2 separate regions of the Mus musculus genome follow, and region 2 is linked to region 1. The links are chromatin loops, found by intact Hi-C in ENCODE. Cell type or tissue: heart. All regions are shown on one strand. Links, peaks and the distances in the headings refer to the core of each region. The heading gives the core; the rest is flanking DNA.

Evidence for each region. Hi-C counts contacts between places; a loop is a spot of excess contacts. Peaks named below come from ENCODE experiments on the same cell type or tissue, not always from the same donor. Only the 100,000 strongest peaks of a DNase experiment are listed, where the experiment ranks them.
Region 2: it touches region 1 in a loop (5-fold over the local background); 2 of 42 quality-filtered maps call a loop at or near these places.

What each region holds. Positions count from the first base shown.
Region 1 is chr11:83,016,219-83,023,773 of GRCm38, reverse strand. Slfn8 (schlafen 8) reads left to right here and starts at 2,964. Exons shown (of 6, transcript NM_181545.4): 1 at 2,964-3,197; 2 at 3,746-3,861; 3 at 6,052-7,121. The coding sequence starts at 6,059. In heart, for the core only: no CTCF peak of the experiment used is centred there; DNase peaks (open chromatin) are centred at 3,103 and 3,823.
Region 2 is chr11:82,955,573-82,963,127 of GRCm38, reverse strand. Slfn5 (schlafen 5) reads right to left here. Exons shown (of 6, transcript NM_183201.4): 3 at 5,838-6,865; 4 at 4,326-4,451; 5 at 2,400-3,123; 6 at 1-2,228. The coding sequence starts at 6,837. The coding sequence ends at 1,424. Slfn5os (schlafen 5, opposite strand) reads left to right here and starts at 2,447. Exons shown (of 3, transcript NR_045932.1): 1 at 2,447-2,523. In heart, for the core only: a CTCF peak has its summit at 3,312 (motif pointing right); a DNase peak (open chromatin) is centred at 3,327; H3K27me3 peaks cover 581 bases.

The DNA.
Region 1 (7,555 bases), core at 2,445-4,944:
TAAAAAATGTTTTTAATAACCTGAAATCATTGCCTTGTCCTTTTGACTTTCAAGGTTTATTACCAGTTTTCAGAAAAAATAGCCTGAAAACATTCTGTGTTTCAAAGTTATGATGGATTAACTTTGGTTAAAAGAATCTTAGAAGAAAATAAAAGCAGTACTGGATAGTCTGGTTCTTTCCACCTAAGTTCCAGCTTTCTGCAACCGTGGATGCAGCCAGATTAAGAGGGCAATGGAAGGTGAGAGTGCACTTGAATTCAGCAGTGTCCTTGCAGCTCTGTTCTTTGTACCACTCGATGTTTAAAAGAAGAAGAAGAGGAAGGAGGAGGGGGAGGAGAATGAGGAGGAAAAGAGGAAGAAGAAGAGGAAAAAGAAAAGGAAGAGGAAGAGGAGGAAGAGGAAGAAGAAGAAGAAGAACAAGAACAAGAACAACAAGAAGAAGAAGAACAAGAAGAAGAAGAACAACAACAACAAGAGGAAGAGGAAGAACAAGAAGAGGAACAGGAAGAGGAAGAGGAAGAAGAAGAACAAGAACAAGAACAAGAAGAACAAGAAAAAGAAGAACAAGAAGAACAAGAAGAAGAACAAGAAGAAGAAGAAGAAGAAGAAGAAGAAGAAGAAGAAGAAGAAGAACAAGAACAAGAAGAAGAACAAGAAGAAGAACAAGAAGAAGAACAAGAAGAAGAAGAAGAAGAAGAAGAAGAACAAGAAGAAGAACAAGAAGAAGAACAAGAAGAAGAAGAAGAGGAAGAAGAAGAAGAAGAAGAAAACAACAAAGAAGCCATTCTCAATTCTCTATGTCCTTGTGATTGTGGGTTAAGATGAAAGCACTCAGCTACTGCTACAGCATTGTTAGTCCCACTGAACAAGAATGAGACCACTACCTCAGTTTTTAAGGCAAGTTTGAAGCAAGCTTTATTAAATATGGCCAGGTCCATGCCTGGCATTCCCAGAGAATGACTGTAAATTACATTAGACAGGGGTTTATAAAGGCCCTGTCAGGCTTGATTATGTTGGTGCTGCAGATGCAGCCCCTTCTGCAATGCAACTGCCACTGTTGCTGCTGCCATCTCATGGGACAGCAGGGACAACTGGCAAGGGGAGGGGAGGGAACCACTCCCTTGAAGTGTATGCTATCTGGGCTATTGTGGATCCTCCTGGTCTTCCAGCTTCAGGATGAGCATCTCCTGTCCTAGCCAGAGCATGGGCATGCCTGGTGCACACAAGCATGCACCTGTCTCCCACTCTGTGAACCAGCCGGGGTTGGAAATGGAGCAAGTCAAATCTCCCGTGCTGATCAGGAGTGGGATTGCGCCTATAAAGAGCCATCTACTCTCTTTACATTATTTCCTACAATGCCAATCCCTAGAGCCTCTCCCCAGCTCCTAAGTCTGATGCTCTCCATTTCATTCTCAGTTTTTTTCCTGGGGAATCAGCTCTGCTTGCCCATAGTCTGCAGCCTAGAGCTGGGGCTCCTCTGTTTCCCTATTCATTTGGCCTGTTTGCACAGCCTGAGCACCCACACGTGGCACTTGTGGCACTGGCCTGAAGCTGCCCTAACACACTTGCTTTCTGACCTCCCCTCGCCCCTGGCCCCACCACGCCCTCAAGCCACTGCTGTCAGCCCTCTGATTTCTTTCCATTCTGGTCCACATCAACTCGAAGCCATGTGTACACTAGACAAAACTCTGTCATTTGTCTCTTTGGGTGTGTATCTCTTCATGTGTTTTTATCTACTGATACAACCTGTCAAAGTCACTTAACAAGATAAGGTTTTTGTTCTATCCTGCCTTAGTAAATAATGATTTGTAAACAATATGAGGTTAAAGATCACTGTCTTTTATAAATATATGTTTACCCTTATTTCTTAACTGCCATTAAGTTATAGTGTACCCTATTTGCTAGTACATTCTCAAACAAGTAATTAAGCAATCACAGGTCGTCTAACTCAGATATGCTCAATAGAGACTACTGTCAAACTTGTCAGAAATCTGCTAAATGTATTAATTTTTAAGCTCATGACAGACAGAGACTCCCAAAGCCTGAGAGTTATCTTTTATGTTCTCCAAGGAAAAAAGGACACAAGAGTCTACTAGTCTTGGCTGCTGCTACGGCTTGGTTTACACTGTGGACAAACAGGATACCCTGAGAGTCAAATGCCTCATATTGCCTAAGCCAAGGTGGGTCATTTCTCATTTCACACATATCTAACTCCACAGAAAAAAAGGTTTTTGTCTTTTGGCCTTGAAATCTAGACTGACTCTGCCCAAGATGCCATGGAGACCTCAAGTACCTGGGAGCTGTTTATGTAGTGAACCGTACATGAAACTCTGTCATTTTAATTAATACATGACTCCTAGATTATACTTTATTTTCAGATTTCTGACTCCATTGATAGCTAAGGTAACTGTAGCTTGACAGCTAGAAAACAGACGTAGCTCCTTACCCTAAGGGAATCCACCACTGTGTGTGCTCATTAGTACATTATTTAACTAGGTAAGACTGCCAGACTTCTTACAGACTTCACGATAAAGGATCATAAGTTCAGATGTAAGCTTTCACAGATATAACCTGCTCCTTTCTTACCTAAGCTCAGTTTCCAGTGAGTGAACGCTTCGTGTTTCCTCTTCTAGCTATGCCACCGTTCTAACACTGTTCGGTAGAGTTCTTATACATTTGCTTAACCCTAAAAAAATCCCACTATATGAAATATTATGTTTTCTTTGATTGTCCTTTCCACAGCAGGGAACCCCTTCAGGCTGAGAAGGCTATAAGTCCTTGCTACAGTGAGGAGGCCCACGAATAGCTAAGAATGGGGGCTTAGCTGGAAACACAGCAAGACAGTCAGATCCTTCAAAACCAGAAGTGAGCTCAATCTGGCAGCATGCCTGCAGCTGGCCAGAAAATTTGAGCAGTTTCGTTTTCCCCAAAAGCAAGTAACGCAACCACAAGAAGAACTGAGCCAGTTCGCTGTTACCACTGCTAGCCAAACTCACAGTAGAACCAGGGCTGCTTTTCTGGACTTCACAGGCAGGTGACTAGTCCACAAGTGGAACACTACCCGGCCACAGACCAGAAGGATCTTGTCAGGAGGCTGGCTTCTGGAAAGAAAGGGAGACTTACATTCCTGTCTGTTTCCAAATTCTGCTTTCCAAGGTGGCCAGGGAACAGGGATCAAGAGAACTCCACTGGAAGTGGTGAGTGAGGGTCCAGGTGTGACCTTCAAGGGAGCCAGGGAAAGATGGGAGGCCCGGCTCCAGAGGGAAGGGGCTGGAGAAGAGCTCCAGAGGGAAGGGGCTGGAGAAGAGCTTATCTCCTTTTGAAAAAATTTTATCCTGTCTTGTGTAATTTGTATGAAAAGATCCCATAAACAGATTGATTAGTCGGTATATAGATGCAGACAGATAGGTCCATGAGGGAACACTAGCATTTAGGACGAGCAAGGAGGAAAGAGGAAGTGGGGAGAAAGCAGAGACCAAAAGAAACTAAAAACACCAAGAACAATCCGAACGCCCAATATAGCTCAGGTTCACAATTATTGAAGTTTAGTTTCTGAGTTTCAAGCTTTCCAGTATTTAGAAGGCTTCCTATTGGTCTCTGCCCACGGGCGGGAGAGGGTGGGTGGAGAGTCAGGCAGTGAAAAGGAAAGGCTGGAATTCCGCGCCACCTCCGCGCGCTCTGCGCTCTGGGATCCGGAGCAACCAGGACCTGGTGAGACCCTCAGCTCCCCTCCACCTTCCCTGAGGTCCAGCACACCAGAACTGGGACCTGAGCAGCCCAGAAGCCAGGGTGGCACCACTGTGTCTCTCCTGTCTGAAGACCCGGATATTTTCTCAGACTTGGCGACGCGTTCCTTTAAAAGTAGGTGCTGAGGACTGGAGGGGCCTGGGAGTGAAAGGGGATGATTCCAGTGGGTGAGAGACTGACCAGCCCAGCACAGGAGAAGGGGGACCCAGATGGGTGAAGGGATGGGGGAGGGAGGCTGTCTCTGTCACTCTGGCTTGCTCTGGCTGGCAATCTCAACAGGCAGTCTCTGAGCTGGTAGAGCCTGTTACTCTTAGTAGGTGCAAGTTAGAGTACAAGCTTTAGGCCCAAGGTTCAGCTTTGAAATGACAATGTTGAAAGGGATTCTGCAGATGCCACTGAGCGACCCCTCTCTCTAAGATACTGTCTTTAACTGAGCAATGAGCCAAGAGGCAGAAATAGAATAGCTACTATCTCACCCAGGGTTTATAATCCAGAAGCTATGGAAAAGAGCCTAAGACCCTGGGATTTCAGTTTCTCAAATAGCACACCTTCTAAAGCCTGTTTCCTTTCTGTCCCAGTTCTGCCTAAGATGGCCAGTCCCAATTTGTTTTGCCCAGTGTACTGCCCCAGCCCTTCTAGTGTCTTGTGTGTTCCACTCTTACTTTCTACACACAGTCATCAGAGGCCTAATCTTTCACCGACTGTTTATATGATTGTATAAGGGAGACAAGATCACCTTTCTGCAGGTCTCAGGGAATGGTGCCATTACTATAGACCAGCTGTCCCACAAGCCCCTACAATCCTTCAACATTGGCAAACATCCTCTAGTCTGGCCTTATTCTGGGTCACATGACACTTTTAGGATTTTACTCCCTTAAAAAACCTCAATTATATACATCTGGAGAGATGGCTCAGCAGTTAAGATCACTTCTTGTTCCTGCAGAAGACCCAGGTTCAATTCATAGCACCCACACAGCAATGAGCAATTCTCATAATTTTGGTCCCAGGGAATTTGAAGCCCTTTTCTGACCAGGCACCAGGCAGGAGATGTACAGACATACAGACATCTGTAACCTAACCTCTACCAGGCCCACTGCTTGCCTTTCTCCTCTTCTTCACCTTTTCCCAGCTCATGGACCACTGTCATTTCCAAACCTTGGTGCTCAGGATTCTGTTGTTTCAGTCCCTCAGCCTCCTGCTCCATCTTTAAGTTCATTCTGTGCTGGCTCTCTCTCCTCCATGGTATATATTGTTAATATTCCCATCGCAAAGAGAACTATCAATTTCTCTTAATACAAATTTTTCTGTGCCTCTCTCTCTCTCTCTTTCTCTGTCTGTCTCTCTCTTTCCCTCTCTCTTTTAGTAAGTCTATCTAGTGGCCTTTTCTGTACCTAGTTTTCATTTTTTTCATTTCTCAATCCATTGTGACAATTCATAGACTTTTGCTTATTGACATATATGAGCCAAAGAATCTGGGAACTTTTTAAAGTTAAAAGTTATGTCATTTCACCAAACATCCCCCACCCTCCCCTTCTCCTGCCCACAGACAGGGTTTCTCTGTGTAGCTCTGGCTGTCCTGGAACTTACTCTGTAGACCAGACTGGCCTCAAACTCAGAGATCCTACTGGCATGCCTTCAAGCGCTAGGATTAAAGGCGTGCACCATCACTGCCTGGCATTTCCCTACATCATTGAATAAGACTTCCTAATCTCAGTGTGCATTTCTGGTCAGCAGTTTAGATACCTGGAGAATCTCAGCATCTACCCTTGAGCTCCATGCCCAACACCATACTCCTCTTCCTTTCTCCCACCTCTGGGTTTTCACCTTTTTTTCGACATCTTCTTCAAGTATATTCTTCCATCATCTCTTAATTTATTAGAAATATATACCAAGCTGTGATATCTCACTCCATGGCACACCCTTGGATTTATTGATTCCTCCTGGTCTTGTACCTTAATGACAATGGCTACATCCTGACACTTCTGGTACCTAGGCATCATTGTCTCCTCCTGAGAGCTTTATTGAATCGCAGGTTAACAGCCAAATTAGTTTAGACACCCCATCAATTGTTTGTCCTACTATAACCCATATCACATTTGATGATAAGTTCTACTTTGATTGCCCCTTCAAAACAGTTTCTAAAGAGAAAGGACTATTTTTATCTTACTTGATATTTTATTGCTCTGACAGAATATATTTACCTCATATTAAATATGTTTCAATACGTAGATGAGTGAATTGTGTGCATGGGAGAAGTAAGTTTTTAGTAAAAGTAAAACAAATGTTTGGATTGTTTGACTATAGGATCAGCATGGAGACACATCCCTCCTTAGCAGTGAAATGGTCGTGCCCAGACTTGACCATCTACGCAGGAGAAGTGACTATCGGAGAAGAAGATAGAAATAAAATGGACTCAAAGAAAAGAAAGCTGGAGAAGACAAGAATTACAGAGGCTGCTTGTGCTCTGTTAAACTCTGGAGGAGGATTAATTGCTATGCAAATGACTAACAAGAGTGAGCATCCTGTGGAGATGGGACAGGACTTGGAAAAGTCTTTGAGAGAGCTTATTATGTCCCCTAATATGCAGGCTTTCTTTGAGACCAAGCAACAAGAGGACCAGTTCTACATTTTTGTTAAATCTTGGAGCTGCAGGCCTGAAGATGGTTCTACTAAGCCTCGAATTTGCAGCCTGGGCTCTTCTCTGTACTGTAGATCTATAACTTCTAAGGTTGCCATGGATTCAAGAGAAGCATTTGAATTTCTGAAAGATAAGAAGGCATGTATCAAATACAGGCCTACTGATGACGGAGCTCCACCGGCTAAAATTCCGAGAGCCATGTGTCAGAACAGCCTTGAATCAAATCCAGCTTTTGAAATTTTCCAAAGTAAGAAACTTGAATATGGCCAATGCTTGCTTTTCTCTGAATCCACATCTATAGAGTTTAAACAATTCTCTACCAAACACGTCCAAGCATATATGAAAAACATAATTCCAGAATACATCTCCGCATTTGCAAACACCCAGGGAGGCTATCTTTTCATTGGAGTGGATGATAAGAGAATCATCTTGGGATGCCCAAAAGACAACGTTGACCGTGACTCTTTGAAAACTGTGGCGAATGAAACAATATCCAAGGTGCCAGTTTTCCATTTTTGTTCATCTAAAGACAAGGACAAGGTGTCTTATGAGACCAGAGTCATAGATGTGTTTCAAGAGGGAAATTTGTATGGTTATCTCTGTGTGATCAAAGTAGAGCCGTTCTGCTGTGCAGTGTTCTCAGAGGCTCCCATTTCATGGATGGTAGACAAGGAGAAAGGTGTCTACAGACTGAACACTGAGGAATGGGTACGCATGATGGTGGATTTTGGCCCAGGTAAGAGGAGAGAGGTTTTTCTTCTCTGTCCTTTGCCTCTCTTGAGTGCCTCTGTATCCTTCACACTCTGGAAATCTGAGTTCATTACACCCACTGAAGTTGGCTTTCTCTGCTTTTTGTTTTGTTTTGTTGGTTTCAAGACAGTGTTTCTCCGTGTAGCCTTGGCTCTTGTGAAATTTGCTCTCTAGACATCTGGACTCAAGTTCACATAGATCTACCTGTCACTGCTCCCAAGTACTAGGATTAAAGGCCTATGCTACCACAATCTGGCATATATTGCTTTTTGTATCCTACTACTGAAAGGGTTTTGTGACAAAAGAGGATGGCCAAGGAAATGCCACAAAACCACACCATGCAAACCTTGGGGGTGGTATGCAAATGAGTTGCCTGTGAGTGGGGTTGGAAAGAGAGAGAGCAGGCCATTATGGTGAAAA
Region 2 (7,555 bases), core at 1,860-4,359, 60 kb after region 1:
GATTCTATGTTCAAGTTTATTTTTTTACAGTATTTTGCTAATATCTGTGCCCCTCCCCTCCCTGAGCCTTCCCTTGTGACTCCACTTCCATCTCCCCACAGCATCCTTTCTGCTTCATAGCACATGTGTCCTGATGCCCTACTCTCCAGCCCTCCATTTCCCCAAGCTTCTTTGTCTTTTTTTTCTGATTATTATCCACACCCACACTCACCCATACCCACACACTCTCTGATAAACATGGTAGGTTCCGATCCACCCATTAGAATGTGTGATTTTTTTTCTCTAAGTTATTCAATTTATATCATACTCTCTATGTTTATTCATTTTCCTTAAGTTTTCATGATTTGCTCCTGCAAATCATCCCTGGAAATGAACTCTGGATTTTTGTTTGTTTGTGTCTCCCAGAAAAGTTTGCTCTGTTTGGCTCTAAATATTGAGTTTCAGAGAAGCCGAGCGTGGTGGCACATGCCTTTAATCCCAGCACTCGGGAGGCAGAGGCAGGTGGATTTCTGAGTTCGAGGCCAGCCTGGTCTACAGAGTGAGTTCCAGGACAGCCAGGGCTATACAGAGACCTAAAGCAAATGACAAATGAGTATTTTTTCAGCAACGGCCTTCGAAAGGCTGTTTGAACTGGGGAGCGCACAGAGAGCAGAGATATTTGACTTATGTTTGCATACTGTGGTTACTAAATTAAGTGTGGAGTGATGCCAGGCTTAGACTCTGTACATTCTTCCTCTTCGGCCCTCTACCTTCCAAACCACTGCACCCACACTTTGGCACTTTGACGGTAGTAACTCTGGGTCCCCACAGGAATAGTATTAAGGCGGAGTCAAAGATTCTGAATAAATAAGTCATGTAGAAGGCAAAGATCAGAAACAGCAATGCCGATGAAAGGCAAAACAGGAAGCAACTCGACAAGCTAAACTGAACTGGACTCACCCTGAAATCATAGCTTGCAGTTTGTGAACTTACATTTCAAACTATGTCCTGCTAAAGATGGACACACTCTCTCCCCCTCTCCCCTTCATGCTCCCTCCACACACCAAGATCAAGCATTTCTGCCGGTGGCTGTGTTAAAAACAAGGAAAATATCTGAGTCTACGAGAAGTCAGCAGTCATCTCATAATTAGCTCTTTCCTGCCTACCTCAAACAACCAGTCCTTCCTGATACACACACACACATACACACACACACACAGAGAGAGAGAGAGAGAGAGAGAGAGAGAGAGAGAAAGGATATCTCAGTGCCAGCTAATTGCTCTGCTGTCTCTTCCTACTGTCTACATCCCCCATACTCATATTTGCTTGCCCTGAGTGTGGCTGATTGTACATGAAATGTTTTTGGTGCTTAAATGTTTAGATCAAAGAGCTTCAAAGACAGCTAGAGACCAACCCAAGCTAACTGAAAACTGGCATCTTCCTATCAAAACACAACCTTTACAATATACAGATGTGTCCTTGCCCTGGAAGCCAGACAGAGCAGAGCATTGTAGAAAATGGCCGTCTCAGATCCCATTGGAATGATCCCAAACACAATACTTCTTTCCATGCCTGAAAATCGGTGAACACTCTCCAACACGACGTGACTACCCAGACTATCCAACCCCTCCCTGACCTGCACTAGTAAACTGGGCTCCTCAGCGAGCTGAGACATGGACCTCCTCCTCATTGCTAGCAGAAGCTTGTCTCTACATTTTTCTATATCTCTGGCTCTAGTGAAAAGAACAGCAACATCCGTGAAATAGCCAGACCTCCAAAGACTCTGGCATTTCTCTGCTACATAGACTGACATCTGCTCCAAATTCAAGTTATCAGTAATCTCTAAGTTGCCTGTGACATCTGGACCCCATTCAAGTTCTTCACCCACCATCAAGGCTTCTTGGGGGACATTTGGGGGAGGATTTTCTCTGATTTGATGCATTATATCCTGAAGGTAGCTGGTTATGTTGTCTCCGCTGCGGAGCATTCTGGTGAGCTTCAATAACGGCTTCTGGTGTTGGAGCTCAGGGAGGCCACTGCAACACAAGTGATTGATCTGAAAGTAATCCAGAAAAATGTAGAGAACTCCTGGGCCATCTCTCGCTCTCTGAGTGATGGCTTTGGCCTTTGCGTACCAGTTCCCGTCCTCCGTTCGGAAATTCTGAGCTTCGTCCACGATGATATGTTGCACATTATCAAAGGTATTTTTCATGAAGGTTTTCCGTGTCACTGCCTGGCAAACGTTTTTCCTGATGCAAGTGTAAGAAACACAGTCAGATTTCCTCAGCTAAGCAAAGAAAGGCAGCCCAATAGATAGGAATAGTTCCTGAGCATGGAAGCAACAACCCAGAGCTTAGCCCTCGAAAGCCACGCCCATTCAAATTGCCCACCAGAAAGAAATGAATAGTCAGGTTGCTTACCTCACAATGAACCTCTTCAAGGACTGGTTCTCACAGATGTAAAGAATGTTGTCAGCTTGACAGTTGAACACATTCCTGATCTTCCCCACGATCATGAGAGCTAGAGTGGTCTTCCCTGATCCAGGTAAGCCGTGAACAAACATCTCTCTGTGCTTGCTCAGGTTAGTTGAAAGCAACCCGTACTGTTGGTCTGAGAGCAGGGCCACAGTCTCAGACTCCAAGTTTAACTCTTCATTTAACAGGGGTCTGAACCCAAACAAGATGATCACAAGAGATTGCAACAGAGCTTCCACCTGCTGTGTGGTTATGAAGTTATAGGATTCGGGGTACACTGGCATTTCTAAGTCATTCCTTACTCTTTGGTGAGAACCCAGTGGTAAGACCAAGGGAATGATGCCTAATCTTCCAGGGTAGCCACCCATGTTCACCAGCTTCTGCTTCAGGGTACGGGCAACTTTCATGGAATAGTGCCTGTTCCCCAGATCCCACTTGTTGCAAATGGTGTACAGGATTGGAACGTTGTTCGGGGAAATCAGAAGAGCGTCACAGATGACATCTTGCCTCCTCTGAAGACCTAGATCTACAGCCCAGCTGTGGGAGAAGATCAATATCCCTTGAGAGAAACAGCGCATTTCCATATTTATTAAGTTTCTTAGTCCTCTGTAATCTGCGAAGAGGTCCTTGTAGACGCTCTCTGGAGTATATGTAATCCTGTTGGGTGACACTAGACAAGGAAAGAATCGGAATGAATCAGAGACAAGCTAATAATCACCATTGCTGTGGGAATCTTTCTTGAATAAGCACTCTTGAATAATCTTTCTTGAATAACACCAATGAGAGTGGAAGAGAGGACCAGTGGATGAAAAGCCTTCATGCCCGTGCCATCTGTAATAACGCATTACACTTTAAAACCACTAGGTGGAGGGAGCGAGCAAGCAAGATTTTATAGAGTATGTGGCAGGCAGCAGGATTTAGAGGGCCAGGACTTATTTATTTATTTGTCTATTTATTTATTAACTGTTTCTCCAGGTCATTCTGTTTCAGATGGCAAGTGAAGCCCTGCTTGGCCAACAGATGTACAAGCAGTGCTTTAAGTAAATCACTAAACAAATCAGTAGCTAGTAATTAGTCTTACTCTACCATTATATGATGTAGATCTCGATCTTTGAGCTCTATCATGTATCAATGATCAGTTTTATATTAGTAACAAAAAGAGAAGCAATCTTGAGTCTGAGGGAGCCCATAACCAGCTGTGATCAACATGGACTACACTGAGAACACAGTAGCCAAGGCAGCAAGAAAGAACCTCTCTTGGACTATGAGAACACTAGTGGGAAGGTGGTGCATGCCTTTAATCCCAGCCCTCGGGAGGCAGAGGCAGGCAGATTTCTGAGTTCGAGGCCAGCCTCTACAAAGTGAGTTCCAGGACAGCCAGGGCTACACAGAGAAACCCTGTCTAAATTTGTCTTTGTTCTATGTCCTGCAAAAGCTTAATGGTGAAACAACTAAAACCAAGAAAAATCCAGAAACACCAGAATGTTTCAAAATATTTTCTTATCAATAAGAGAACCTAGAAAATCTATGAACAAAGTCACAAGATGTACCTGGACATGGTCCACACTCAGCCCTGCACTTGCACATGGCACATGGCAATAATGCACTCGTTCTCACTGCTAATGTTGGATGCTGCAACTACATTGCAACATACTTACCCACTGTGGTAATGGTTGTAAGCCATCATGTGGGTTCTGGGAATCAAATCCAGGTCCTCTGAAAGAGCAGCCAGTGCTTTTAACTGTTAAGCCACAGCTCCAGCCCCTCTCTGCACTTTCCATAGGTGGTTTTGTATGGACTCAAAACAAGGCTTTTCTCCCCCAAATATGGAAACAGTCAACCTGTTCCAAAGTGGCCAGAAACAACAGTTACCTGGAAAGTAATCCTTCTGCAGGTCTTCCACACATTTCAAATATTTATGTGTGAACACGGTCTTGCTGCAGGGTGTGGTGTTTAACATACTCTTCCAGGGGATCATCTGAGGGAAACTGGAAAGGTCTGAGGAAACATGAAACAACCGTTGAGTACACAGAGGGCAGAAAACGCCTCTTAGCTGAACCATTTGCAGATATTTGCATTTCCAGCACAGATCAGCTAGAAACCAAACCCAGGTTCTCTGCCAGAACTGCCCATGCTCCTAACCTCTGAGCTACCTCTCCAAACCTTTAATAGTTAATCATATTGAAATAAAATTATTGTATATTTTTAGAATACTATTTTAAGTATATGTGAATAGAAAATGTGACGGTCAATGGTCTAGGATTCTGAATAATTTTGAAATGACCTTTTTGTTTGTTTGTTTTGTTACTTTTTAATTGGTTATTCTGTTTACTTTTCAAATGTTCTTCCCCTTCCCAGTTTCCCCTCCACAAGCCCCCTATCTCCTCCTCCCTCCCTGTTTTGTTACTTTTGAAGTTACCATTGGCTTCCTCTCATCTAAGCCCATTTTGTCTTGCCTTTTCTAAAGCAGATGCCTATCACATCCCTGCTCTCTGGCCTGGCAGTATGGTTAGTGTCATACTGTGGCTCCTGAAATGGGAAAATGGAGAAACCGTGGTTTGCTCATGAAAAGCTCAGAGAAAGGATTTTTTAAAAATGTGTTTTTTGCATGTTGGGAGTTGACTCAGCACTTCAGAGCATTGCCATTCTTCCAAAGGACCTAGGTTCTGTTCCTAGCACCTATTTGGCAGCTCACAACCATCTGTAACTCCAGTTCCATGACTTCTGTTGCCCTCTTCTGACCTCCACAGGCACTGTTCATACATGTTGCACAAATATTCAGGCAAAATATCTATATATGTAAAATAAAAAAAAATTTTAAGAGTGCTTTAAAAAACAGGGAGGGGAAACTGTCAAAAAGTTAGTTAGAAAGGACACACCTGACACACCTGTTGGTGTGTAGTGGGGATTTGCTGAGTGGTTAAATGAAAGCTGGTATTTGGGAAGGAAGAGGTCTTAATATGAACGTGAGGAAATCTGTGCCAGGCGTGGTGGTTCACGCTTGTCACCCAACACTCTTGAAGACTGCAGCAGGGGGTTTTTGAGTTTGGGGCCAGCCTAGGCTAACCTGACTCAAAAAGTAAACAAGAAAAGAAATGTGGAAGGAACAGAAGTGACTCTTTCGAATTGTCCCCGCATCAACCTCTAACGGGACTGCCATTCTGATGCATGCAGAGTATTCAAGATGAATAGTCAGAGGGAAGGGCGGTAACTTACCATCTGTAGGAATTAATCTCTTCCCCCAGATTCCAAAGAATTTCACATCTCTCTCTTCTCTCTATCCTCCCACACCCCTCCCCTGCCCCTACCCCCCCCCCAGCCTCACCCCTCCCCCACCTCACTCCTCACCCCACCCCCAGCAACATTTCCGTCTTGTTCCCTGACCTGGGTTGATTTCTATCATCCGAGAGGCCCAGTCATTCGCAGTTAGCGGCTTCTTATTATTGTCCTTTATCTCCCAGGAATCGGGCGCTTTGGCAAATGCTGCACAGCAGAATCGTTCGACCTTGATTGCACAGACATACCCATGGAGGGCCTCCTTATCATACACTTCAAGGAATTTAAGCTCATATTGCACTTTGTGGTTTTGTCCACAGAAGTGGTAGACAGGCATCTTCCTGATACAGGCATCGATAGTAGATTTCAAGTTGGTACAATTTATCTTTTCCTTTTCACATCCAATGACATGACGGGTCTCATCATGCACACCAAAAAACACATAGCCCCCTTCAGAATTGGCAAGTGCAGAAACACACTTGGGAAGTCTCTCTCTAATGCCCTGGGAAAGGTCTGCCGAGAACATTTGAAATTCAACGTGTGAGGACTTTGTGAAGTTGAGTTTTTCCAGGTACTGGAGCTGCGGGCTATGAAACAAATCAGAAGCTAAGATCATCTGAGCGTCATCTACAGGAGCTTCCTGTAGATTTAGCGAGTCAGAGTCACCAAGAATCCTAGGATCCTGGACCCTTTTGAGGAATTTCAGGGCTTTTTCAGGATCCATGACCTCAGTAAATGTTCCACATCTGTGGTACAAATTGGAGCACAGGGTAGCGAGCCTCACGTGAGAGGCTGCCACGTCCCACGAACTCACATATATTAAAAAGAGCTTTCCATACAGCATCTCGTCTAAATGGTTTCTGAACAATGGTGGCAGATTCAAGCCAACTCCATCCCTCTCAAAATTATAGTCTCCGTTCTCAATCTCAACCCTGACCACTCCGCCACCGGAATTCAGCAGAGCGCACACGGCTTGCGAGATGATTTCGTTCTGTTTCATGCAGTGTGTGGTATCCATTTCCTCCCTTTGCCTAACCCCAAGGGTCGCTTTTCCTCCATCTTGTATACATTCCGCAAAGTTCAGTTCCAAATCCTCCAGGAAACTCATCTTCTCCGCCTTTAGCTGAAATCTTTTCCTGAAACCCAGAAAAATAGAACCATTAGACTAGAACAAGAAGGAGCAGGTGGGAAATGAAGTTTTAAGAACTCCTTTCTGAAGTTGACCCTTTATCCCACATAGCTTGAGGCCAGCTTCACGAAAGAGGCTAAGTCTGTGGGATGGCCACAGGGAACTGCTTGTTTGAGTTTGCTTGCTTTTTAAAATGTGTTGTGCTCATGTACTGGCCAGTACCACACACAGCATGCACAAGGAGGTCAGAAGTCAGTTCTCTCCCACCTTGTGGGGTTTGGGATGGAACTCAGGTCATCAGGTCTACTTGCAAGCACTTCTACTCACTGAGCCATCTTATCAGAGCTGTAGTTTTGGGGGACTATTTTGGTCAAGTTCTCTGAGTGGCAAAGTCTCTCGGGTCATCTGTAAAACCTGGGAAATTTTCTAATAGGACTTGTAGACCCCAAGAAGGAAGCTTCCTTGGTCAAGAGCAATTCGTGTAGTACACTGGTGTTTGCCGTCTTGCTTCATTTTTATTTCTCTCCACTGATCAAGACTAGGAAATTTCTAAGATTTTTTTTTAGTCCAATGTGATTTTATTAGTAATTTATCATTGTTACTATGGAAAAGATGATTTTTGAATCCTCTGATCCAGGTGGTTTCTATTTGTGTCAAAAAGAAAGTTATATATGCACATGCACACATACACATGTAG